Regions from separate parts of the Mus musculus genome. Here region 2 is linked to region 1. A link is a loop called in an ENCODE intact Hi-C map of the cell type or tissue named here. Cell type or tissue: left cerebral cortex. All regions are shown on one strand.

Evidence for each region. Peaks named below come from ENCODE experiments on the same cell type or tissue, not always from the same donor. Only the 100,000 strongest peaks of a DNase experiment are listed, where the experiment ranks them.
Region 2: it touches region 1 in a loop (2.0-fold over the local background); 1 of 42 quality-filtered maps calls a loop at or near these places.

The regions. Positions count from the first base shown.
Region 1 is chr6:37,095,321-37,100,320 of GRCm38, forward strand. Dgki (diacylglycerol kinase, iota) reads right to left here. Exons shown (of 34, transcript NM_001081206.2): 4 at 2,232-2,306; 5 at 928-984. Among named protein-coding and RNA genes, the nearest start is that of Gm52857, 190 kb to the left of the region's middle. In left cerebral cortex, a CTCF peak has its summit at 2,213 (motif pointing right); DNase peaks (open chromatin) are centred at 1,738 and 2,245.
Region 2 is chr6:37,238,762-37,243,761 of GRCm38, forward strand. All of the region lies in intron 1 of Dgki (diacylglycerol kinase, iota), which reads right to left. Among named protein-coding and RNA genes, the nearest start is that of Dgki, 59 kb to the right of the region's middle. In left cerebral cortex, no CTCF peak of the experiment used is centred here; DNase peaks (open chromatin) are centred at 2,821, 3,105, 3,530, 3,828 and 1 more place; H3K27ac peaks cover 2,716 bases.

The DNA.
Region 1 (5,000 bases):
TAACTCCCCACACACCCAAAATCCTTCACTAATTCTTGCCAACTTTACACCTGTAAACTCATCTTAGCAAGCATGTTTCTCTCAGCTCAGACACAATTATTTCTTAACCTCTATGGCAAGAGCTGCTCTAATTGTCTCTATGTCCCCAACAGCATCGACCCTCATGATGTTCCCTCCACACTGCAGGCAGCATAATATATTCTACTTAGATAGCGCAGTGCGAACCTGCAAATCCCTGATGACTTCCAGCCTGCGTCCAAGGAAGTGGAAGCCTGACTTCCACTGTCTAGCTCTAACTCTCCTCCCAAGTAATGCATCTTACTAAGCTCTCACCTAGGCTTATGTGCTGCTGCTGTTTCTGTCTAAATGGTTGTCTCCCTGTATCTCACATCGCACCCTTTGCCCTAGAAGAGTCCTAAAAGATTCAATCAGTGCCCACATCTCTCAGAAAGCCCATTATCTGGCTCTCTCTCTCTCTCTCTCTCTCTCTCTCTCTCTCTCTCTCTCTCTCTCTCCCTCCCTCCCTCCCTCCTTCTCTTCCTCCTCCTCCTCTTCCCCCTCTCCCTCTCTCCCTCCCTCCCCCCCTCCCTCCCTCCCTCCCTCCTTTTCCTCATCCTCCTTTTGTGGACTAGAGAGTACAACTCAGACCCTAGTTCTAAACTGTCTAGAATAATGGGGAACTCCCCCAACCCCACTTTTCCATTTCATGCGTTAAGACTCTGGCTCCCAAACCCACTCCACTGACAGAATAAAGTACAGTATACCGAAGAATCTTGGAGACTCTTTGTCCTTATTGACACATTAAGAAGAAACTGCTGTATAATGAGGGGAGACAGACCTCATTTGTCAATCCTAGGTGAATCCCTGGGAGATTCGGTGAACCTAGGAGAGTTCAAGGTGCTCTCTGAAACAACTCACAAAACTCACTTCTCTTGGCGATCTGGAGCCTCCTTCCCGAAATGTTGGTTTACATCTGAAATTAATCTGCCATTTGAAGAGAAAAGTATGTTAATGTTAGTGACGAGCAACAGGTTGAAGAGAGCTACCTGAGACCAGAAAGCAACCAATAGTGGTAGACATGAAGGCTATAAACCAAGCCCAGGAAGAATAAGGAATCCGTTCTAGCCTGCTCCTACTCTCCCGAAGCATCTCACTAGACGATCCACAGAGGTACAGTGCCATTTCACACCTCCAGTCGGCAGTCCTGCATTCTCATCCATGCAGTCTAACTTCAAACAAACAAACAAAAACGTTCTTAGCCCATGAATCTGGAAAAATGGAGACCAAAGTCACAGGTAAAGTACATGGCAGCTGAAGTCATCCGGGTAAGTTGGGTTTTTTTTTTTTTTTTTTTTGCTTTTTTTTTTAAAGTAGAAAATATAAACCTGAGAAGTCCTAACTGCTGTGATAACCATTCAAACACACGCACAGATATTCCCTGTAAAAGGACTCAGCACTGCCTTGCTCTGTGGATGAGAAGTGTCCTCGTGAGCTCTTTTGCTCCTGTATAAAGTGAAGTAGAGTGCAGACGAGAAAAATCTAGTCCAAGTGTTAGGCATGGCTGTGAGATATAGGTTGACAGCAGCTGGAGGTGCTGGCGAAGCTAAGCAAACATTGTACAAAGCTAAAATAGTCCCACCGTGATTGCCAAGGGCAGCGCACGAATATAGATCCCACTCAGTGTCTCGCCTGGACACGGAGGAGGAATTATAAATGAGAGCAGCAAGCAGCTCTCTCGCAGAGCTCTGCCCTTCCCCCCAGATGGTAAATGAATAGACAGTTCAGAATCCACTTCTGGAGACAAGACACCACCCTTGGGATGCCACTCCTGGCTTAGCCACACATTTCATGCTGCACCAGCAAAAACTGCTGCCCGTGAGGTCTGCAGCAGCATCTGGGAGCTGCTTTCGGCTGGCTTGGCTAACTCTCCCTTCGAGCTCCTTTAGGAATATGTGAACTCACCGAGAGAAACATATGGAAGCTACAATCTTAAAAGGCTTATTGTAAGTGTTGCCAAGCTTTCCCAAAGTTCAATGCAACATAATATCAAATTAAACCCAGGAAAACAAGACCATGGCTGACCTTTATATATTGTCTTTTCATTGTTATTCTGGTAAGTCATCCTGAACTCAACAATTTTTGGTTTTGTTTTTTAAAAAGTTAGACATTGACACCAGATCTTGGTAAGTGACCGAAGCCAACACACTCGCCAGCAGGTGGCGCTCGCTTACCTTCTCTAGTTGCTCAATGCAGGCTGTGTGGACCACGATTTTGCAGACGGCACACTTCCTCCTGAGAGCGGATTTCTACAACATTCAATTCAAAATACAGGAGAGAAGTGTTAGCAAGCTGTTCTGGAGACTTCCCTGGAATGAACGCGAGACTCCTTAAATTAAGCAAAATTGTAAGTGCTTCTGTTACTAAGCAAATTGAAAACCCCTAAACATGTCAAGGTAACTACCCACAGGCACACCAGTGGCCTAGACAGGCTTCTTCGCAATATAACAGCAATACCTGTTACAAAGAGGGCTTATAACATAAACCAAGGTCTTTAGTCTGTTACACCAGTTTTAAGTGCTACGCCTGAACAACGCAAGCACTGTCCTTACGTTTTCAAACTTTTTCACACATTCCAACTTCACTCTTGAGGGACAGAGTCAATATTCTTATGTACAAAACAAGCATTCCACCCATACTCTCGGAGGCTGCATCTCCATGACTGGTTGCTTTAAGCTTCTGTTCTAGGCACAAATCTCGTCGGTGCTATTTGGGTTTCTACCCAAATCTTCAGGAGCGAGATTACAAGTCGGGATTCACACCCAGGAAGCAACAATAACAAACCACTAGCAACAAGGACAGCGTGGGCCACTGGTTAGAATACAGGTCTTGCTCTATGCCCTGACAGGCACATCACAGATGGTCATTCACTTAACCTTTACAGCCTTGTGAAGTAGGGATAGCCCTTATCTATCCCTGCTTCACAGGTAAGAAAACCCACACGCAGCCAGTGACCGGTCCAAGATCGCCCCATTAGGGCACAGCACACCCAATGTGTCTGGCTCCTAAGTGCCATCAAATTTAGCCTTGATTTTGGGCACGCGTTTAAATTCACAGAGAAAAGCTTTCTGGGGTCTATGTTATCTCCAATGATTAAACACTCGAACATGGTGCACGTAGAGAGATGACCGTATGGGCTTCTGATGTCACTCCTGCCAGCATCGCCTAGGGATGTGCAGAGGCCTCTACAAGGACAGGCCTGAGCAAGAGCTGCCTGCCGGGATAATTCTGTTGGATGGTAGTAACTACCACAGCAGCAAATGCAGCATGTAGTGTGTGAGGATCTTAAACTTTCTAAAGACTGTAAACAGTTACTTTCTTCAACAGGCTCTTCTTCAAACCAGTGCTTGCCTCCCTTAGGTGATGAATTGGAACCACATAACAAATCATTTAATGGGTTAGCTGTTATTTTTCATGCTAAGACACAGCTGTTTTGAACCTAGCATCATACACATAAATATACATATATGCATACATATATATATTAATAAACTAAATATTACCAAATAAATATTAAATATTATAATAAATATTACACCAAACCTATTTTGAGCACAAAAACTCATAATAACAGAGATTATCAAAGAGCCCACATGGGAAAGGCTGGGAGTGCTTGTGCATTTGGAAGGTGTCAGTGTAGACTGCTGGCAACCTGTGACTGATGGCTGGCTTCCCTGAGGAAGGACAGTGGAGCCCAGTGGATCACACCTAACACTTCTGTAGAGACAGGGCCCTGGAGGGACAGACAGCCCTGGGGATGCTGGGGAAGGTAGAAGAAAAGAAACTGTCACTTTTTATTTCCTCTGTGGACCCATCATCCAAGTCTAGACATCAGTCTCTGTGGATAGCATTGATAACTAAGTCACCAGCTTCCAGCCGAGTGCACAGAACACCTCAGCAACAACACTGTGTGTCTGTGAGCTCTTAATGTGTGATCCCCCTCTTGGCATTGGTCTTCCTAACATGATGTAGAACAGTAAGTATGTTTGGCAACTAATTTTTCAGACAACGAAAGATAAGGAAAATCAGAACCTAAGGCTATCGCTCCAAGTGTCTTCCTCTACATCCAAAACCAGAAGGAGGGCTAGGGAGGAAGAGGAGGAAGGAGGGGAGGAGGGAGAATACACACAGCCATGTGGGGAAGAATGTGAAACCGAAGAATCACAGCGATAGCAGCAGTCCTGAAACAGCAGCAGCAATAATACAATTGGATTGCAAATGGTCATAACTAGAATGCTCATAAACAAATAGCCATTGCTCTCCTCTTTCCTATCAGTGTCCTGGTCAGATCTCTGCTTGAGCACCACCTACAGAAAGTGCATGTGACATTTGAGTCATGCCACTAATGGGACTTACCATGAAGCTAAGGAAACCAGAGTTGATAACTCTTCCAGCCCCACCACCTACCTGATCCCTAACAGATTAGGGCACACACATGTCGGGCAACGCTGCTCAAAATGGGCAAACATTTAGGATGGATTCCCAGCACCACAGTGCCTGGAAAGCATCCTCATCAATGAGCCCTATCTCCCTATGCTATTGTGCGTAGGGTCCTCTTATTTAGTCTATGGAGCACCGGGAATTCTAAAAAGGCACTGTATTACAGGAAATTATCAGGCTTCCGAGTCATTGAATTTGAACTCCTTCCTCATTATCTGCCTTGAACCCAAGAAACATTACAACTGTGCCTCCTCAGCTTTTAAGACAAGCCTGAAAAAAAATGCAGAAATACCGGGCTCGGTTGATGCTTCTTAAGTGAAAGCTAGCATCTCATGGGCAAAAGAATGAAATCTGAGTTTTATTTCTGGCTCTTGGTGGTGACTTGACTTTCTGGTCTGTTTGGGGGAAAGAACATTGAACATTCTGGTCTCCTCTGTTAAGAGTTACTCCAACTGGGCCTGTCAATCATGTGGCCATGAGTCCACCTCTCAGGAAAATGGATT
Region 2 (5,000 bases), 140 kb after region 1:
ACCTCAAGCCATTCATAATGGACGGTTTCCACGCCACTACATCCCATAAAAGTCTTTATACTTAAAAAAAAAAAAGCCACTAATTTGCAATGTGGGTACAGAAATCACCAAACTACTAAGAAGTTAAGGCAAAGCTTAAGAATCCAGAGGTGATGCACAGGTCTCCGATTTGAGCCTCTTCAGGGGGTTTCTGGGTATCAGTTAAGACTAAAGAGAAAGTGATGTGAAGATGAAAGGCTATCTGGGGTGGGAGGATGGGGCCTAAAGCAACACTTCTTGTTAAGCTTGTGATGTTTTAATAAGAGAATTCTACTGGGTTGTCAATTAAAATCTGCCCAGGAAGAAATCTGGACTAGACTCAGGCTGAAATTCATCACCAGCATAGGGGAAATCGGTCACTGTAAACAGTGTTTGTGACCTGTACAACTGCTCATACAGTGGTGGCTCGAGGAGGGAGTGTGTGTGTCTCTGGTTAAGGTACTCATGCAATCTCTACCAAGGCTACCTACAGTCACTCTTGCCATTCAGTGCAACCCATCCCTCATCGCCGATTCTGAACCCATGGAACAAAACACCCAAGTAGATGGAAATATTTTCAAGGCAGGAGGATTGCATTCGCGTAACAAGATATTCCCATGGATAGTCCCTCGCAAGCTTTAAGGAAGGCATGATGCATTTTCAGAAAAGAACCAGACCACTTTTGAAATTTGACAAAGAAGATGCCAATGGACTGCTTATAAAACTCTTAGTTTCTTCATCCCACAACAGGAATACGAGTATATGAAATCTGGTGTTTGGGGGAGGAGTTGTTCCAGGGAGTTAATGATGTGTTAAGAGGTAAATACTCCTCAAACCATGAAGAGAGGTGGTTAAGGACAGTTACCAGATCAAGAGACAGGAGCTTTAAAGTAGCAGAGAAAGGCCTTCTCCTATGCCTTGGCAATTCTTGCAGGTTAGGAGGCAGGCCAGTTTGCATCTGCTTTACCTAGCATGGGAAATGGGCTTGCTGCACACTTTGAAGAAGGAAGGGATGTTTGAAGAAGCCAAGTGTGCTTAGAATCCCCTATAAAGAAGATGAACGCTACCAGCACAAGATGTGGTGGCCACCACACGATTGTCTTAGGAAGTGTTTATCAGGAGGCAAGGGAGGGAGTAAAGTACAGCTAGGATAACCACTGTCCTTGTCTCAGGGAACCATAAGTATGAACCCTTCATCAATATGGAAGGAAAGACGATGCAAAGCAGTCCAAGAAGTGATATCAACTACCTGCTGGATGCAGGGAACTCTGACACCAGACTAACAGGTCAGAGGCCAGCACATTAAGAAAACAGGTGAGATGCTCTGGTAGAAAAGGAGAAACGGGCTGTCCGCCACCTCCAGTGGGGATTAGAGGCGCTGAACAGCAAGGAGGGAAGAAGCCTCGAATCTAAATCAGCCTCAGGGCCTTTATTGCTGATTTCTCTTGCTGAGTTAGTGTGATGTTTTCCACATGAATGGCTTCTATTACCCAAATGGCCAGAGTTGCCAGGGCAGGGCATGCCTCACTGTACTGGTTAAAGATGAGTAGTGAAGATCAAAGCTGTCTTAGGTTCTACATTCCACACGCCAAATGTGGTTATCTCGAGGATTGTTTGATCATAGTTATAAACGTTAGATCAGTCAAAAATAACTCTAACTATTTTGATCGCATTCATACCTCAGAATCTAGTTCTTTAAAGTTATGAAGCTTGCAGGCTGACGAGATGGCTCAGTGATTCAGAGTGCTTGCTATCCAAGCATGAGGGCCTAAGTTCAGACCCCTGTCACTTACCCATATGCTAGGCCTGTACTCACACAACTGTAGCACTAGCAATGTGGGAGAAAGCCAGACAAACCTATCACTGGCCAGACAGCCTACCTAAAAGGGCTGAGCTTTAGGCTCAGTCAGAGACTCTATGTCAGTGGCATGAGGTGGGAAGTGATTACTAAAGAAAGTCTTCTGGCCTCCTCCTGTGTATACATGGGTACACACACACAACACACAACACGCAACACACACACATACCACACACACGAGTATCCTTATTTCTTTTCACTTCTATTCCACTATTTTGATGTGCTAATAGTTAAATAAAAAGCAACTCAGGAGTGAAAGAGTTTATTTCGTCTTACATCTCCAGGTAACAGTCCATCACTGAGAGAGACAAGTTCGAGAAATCAAGGCAGTAACCTCAGAGGAATGTCTCCTGCAGGTTCACTCTCAGGCTTGATAACTAGCTGTTTTATACAGCCCAGGACCACTGCCTAAGGATGGTACCACCCACGAAGGGCTGGCCTCTCCCGAATTCATTAACTACTAAGACAATGCCCCACAGACATGCCCGTAGGCCAATCTGATGCAGGCCATCTTTCAAATGAAGTTTCTCTCTTCCTAAATACCCAAGCCATACATATACACCAAACATACATAAAATATCTATTTTTTTAAAAGTGAGATGGCATGTTGAGCACAGAGGGGTGTGTTGATGAGTGGGATGCTCACTCAGGCTCTGGGCCTCCCCTCCTCTGAGATCACCAATTCCTAACCACACATCTTCTTACTCTACAACTCTTCCTATGAAGCCCAAGGTGCCCCCTTCCATCATTTCACTATGAATTTGTCTCACAAATGCTCAAGTTGTTCTCCTGCCTCAACACTTCAGTGACTCACTATCCTAAATCTAGTCCACGAGACATGATGGGCCCAGCCTATATCCTCAGAACGGTCCAACACACATGCACATAGCTCTGAGTCCTTCTGCAGGTAGCCAAGGACTCCCTCACCTCCATATATTTGTTCTCAGATTGGTCCAGATTGCTTGTAATGTGATATACACGCATGCCCACACCACACCCCCTAACCAAAAAAAAAATCCATCTGTCTGCAGAGCAGCCCAAATGTCATCTCTTTACAAAGTGTTTTCCCCAATGTTTCACAGGCTGGAGGGTTAAATATCTCTGTATCGGCACCCACAGTATTTTATTTTAACCATTTCTTCATCACTGTGAGCATTCATCTATGTTCCCTAAGAAAATGTTCTTCCATAAAAGCCCCTATCTTATGCATTTTTATTTCTTTCTTTTGTGTGATAGCATGAACATATGCTAGCACGCAGCATGTGCTCAACAAATTTCCTTAAGTGAAATAAAGTGAACCGAATCAATGGCTTCAAGTTACTTGCAAGTTAAAAGGAAAAATACGTAGAAAGATGCTTCCTTGTTCATCTCTAATACAAAGTAGGCCTCAATAGAAGTCTGGAAAATAAATCAATATTTTTAATGAAAGAACAGATATAAAACAGGGTATCCCTTCAGAGGGTATAAAAGATATATAGATGTTTGATGAAAGAATACATGAGACTTTTTTTCTGTTTTGTTTCTCAATTCGATACCCTAAGCTGCCAAGTTTAAAATAAATAATTGCAAGAGGCTGGAAGTGGGAGAGGCCTTCTTTAAAAACTAAAGTAAAAATAAAAAGACTGCCACCCACTCTCCTTGCTGCCCTCCCACCAGAATGACTATAGTTTTAACATCCATAATGGGATTGTTGCAGTTTTTGAGGGTGTTGCCATAGTAACCAATCTCAGCCCTTCCCCTAATATAAGATAAAATTTAGCAAAAGGCATAAATAACAGACTCCCATTAGAAACAATATCAGACCTTTCCATATAAATAACTCGGGTAATTAAATGTTTCAAAACAGAATACTTAAAGAGTTGTGAGAAAAATTCTGCAAAGTTTATTTTTAAATGAAGGGCTGGGGGGAGGATATAAAGCATCAGCTGGCATGCTTGGCTGCTGCGTGGTTGCAAAGAGTCACAATCTCCAAACTTGGCGCGATGAGATAGGCAGTCAGAACAGACAGGCAAGGCTCTGCACTTGAACATCAGAGGCCACGTTCCTACCAGGAACCTCTGCTTAGTCTCAGGAGTCCTTTCAACATATGAGCAAGAAAACTCTCTCTTCTAGTATCCCCAAATACAAAGGCCACCTAGAAAACATTACCTCCTGTAGGTTTCCTAATACAGTTGCCTGGGTGACACCACCCTCTTCCTACATCCATGTGTCTGGCTTTCTCTAAGATTCTTTCAGGGGACAACAGCAGGGATCACAAACTTATTCAGCACAGGGCCAGAGAGCGAATATTCTAGACTTTGTGGACCTCCAGGCTTTGTCCCAGTGACATCCTTCGGTGCCACTCAAAAGCAGCTACTGGCAATACATAAAGGAATAAACACGGCTATGTTCCAATACGCTTTGATTTGCAAAGGCTGATATCCAGATGAAGCCCACAGGCCACAGTCTGCTGATTCTTTTACTCACGTCTATCTTGGAGACTACCAGTTTCTATTGACCACAGGAAACACCGGGCCATCCTAAGCCCAGCAGGAAAGTTTAAAGCACAAGACAATACAGGATTTCAAAAGCAGGGGAGAGGCAATACCGCGTTCTCAGACGGACTCCAGAAAAGCCTGCAGCAATCTACTGAGGGAAACTGGGAAGGGCCCTGGAGAAATCCCTACAGCTTCAGCTGAGGAGGTTGGGTAAGAACACATGCTACTCTAACACAAGGTGCTGAGTTCAGAGCCTTGGCACCTACGTAAAAAGCCAGGCACAACCACATGTACCTGCAATCCCAGTCCCGTGGTGGACATTGCTGGAGCTTGCTGGACAGATGGTCCAGTGGAAAAACATTGAGCCCCAGGTTCAGTGATGCACTCTGTCCCAAAAGAATAAGGTGGAAAATGATATACCAAAATAGCTGTCTTCTTTCTCTGGCCTCTGCACAGAGGCCAAAAGCATCTACCTGCACCTGCACACACACATAGGTTCACAATGTGTGGATGTGCACACACACACATACATTCACACACACACATGAATTTTAACAATGAACAAAGTCATATATCATAGATGGTCGGGTACAACAGTACCCAAAATTAACTAGATGCTGCTCTGCTTTCAATCAACAAGCAATGCC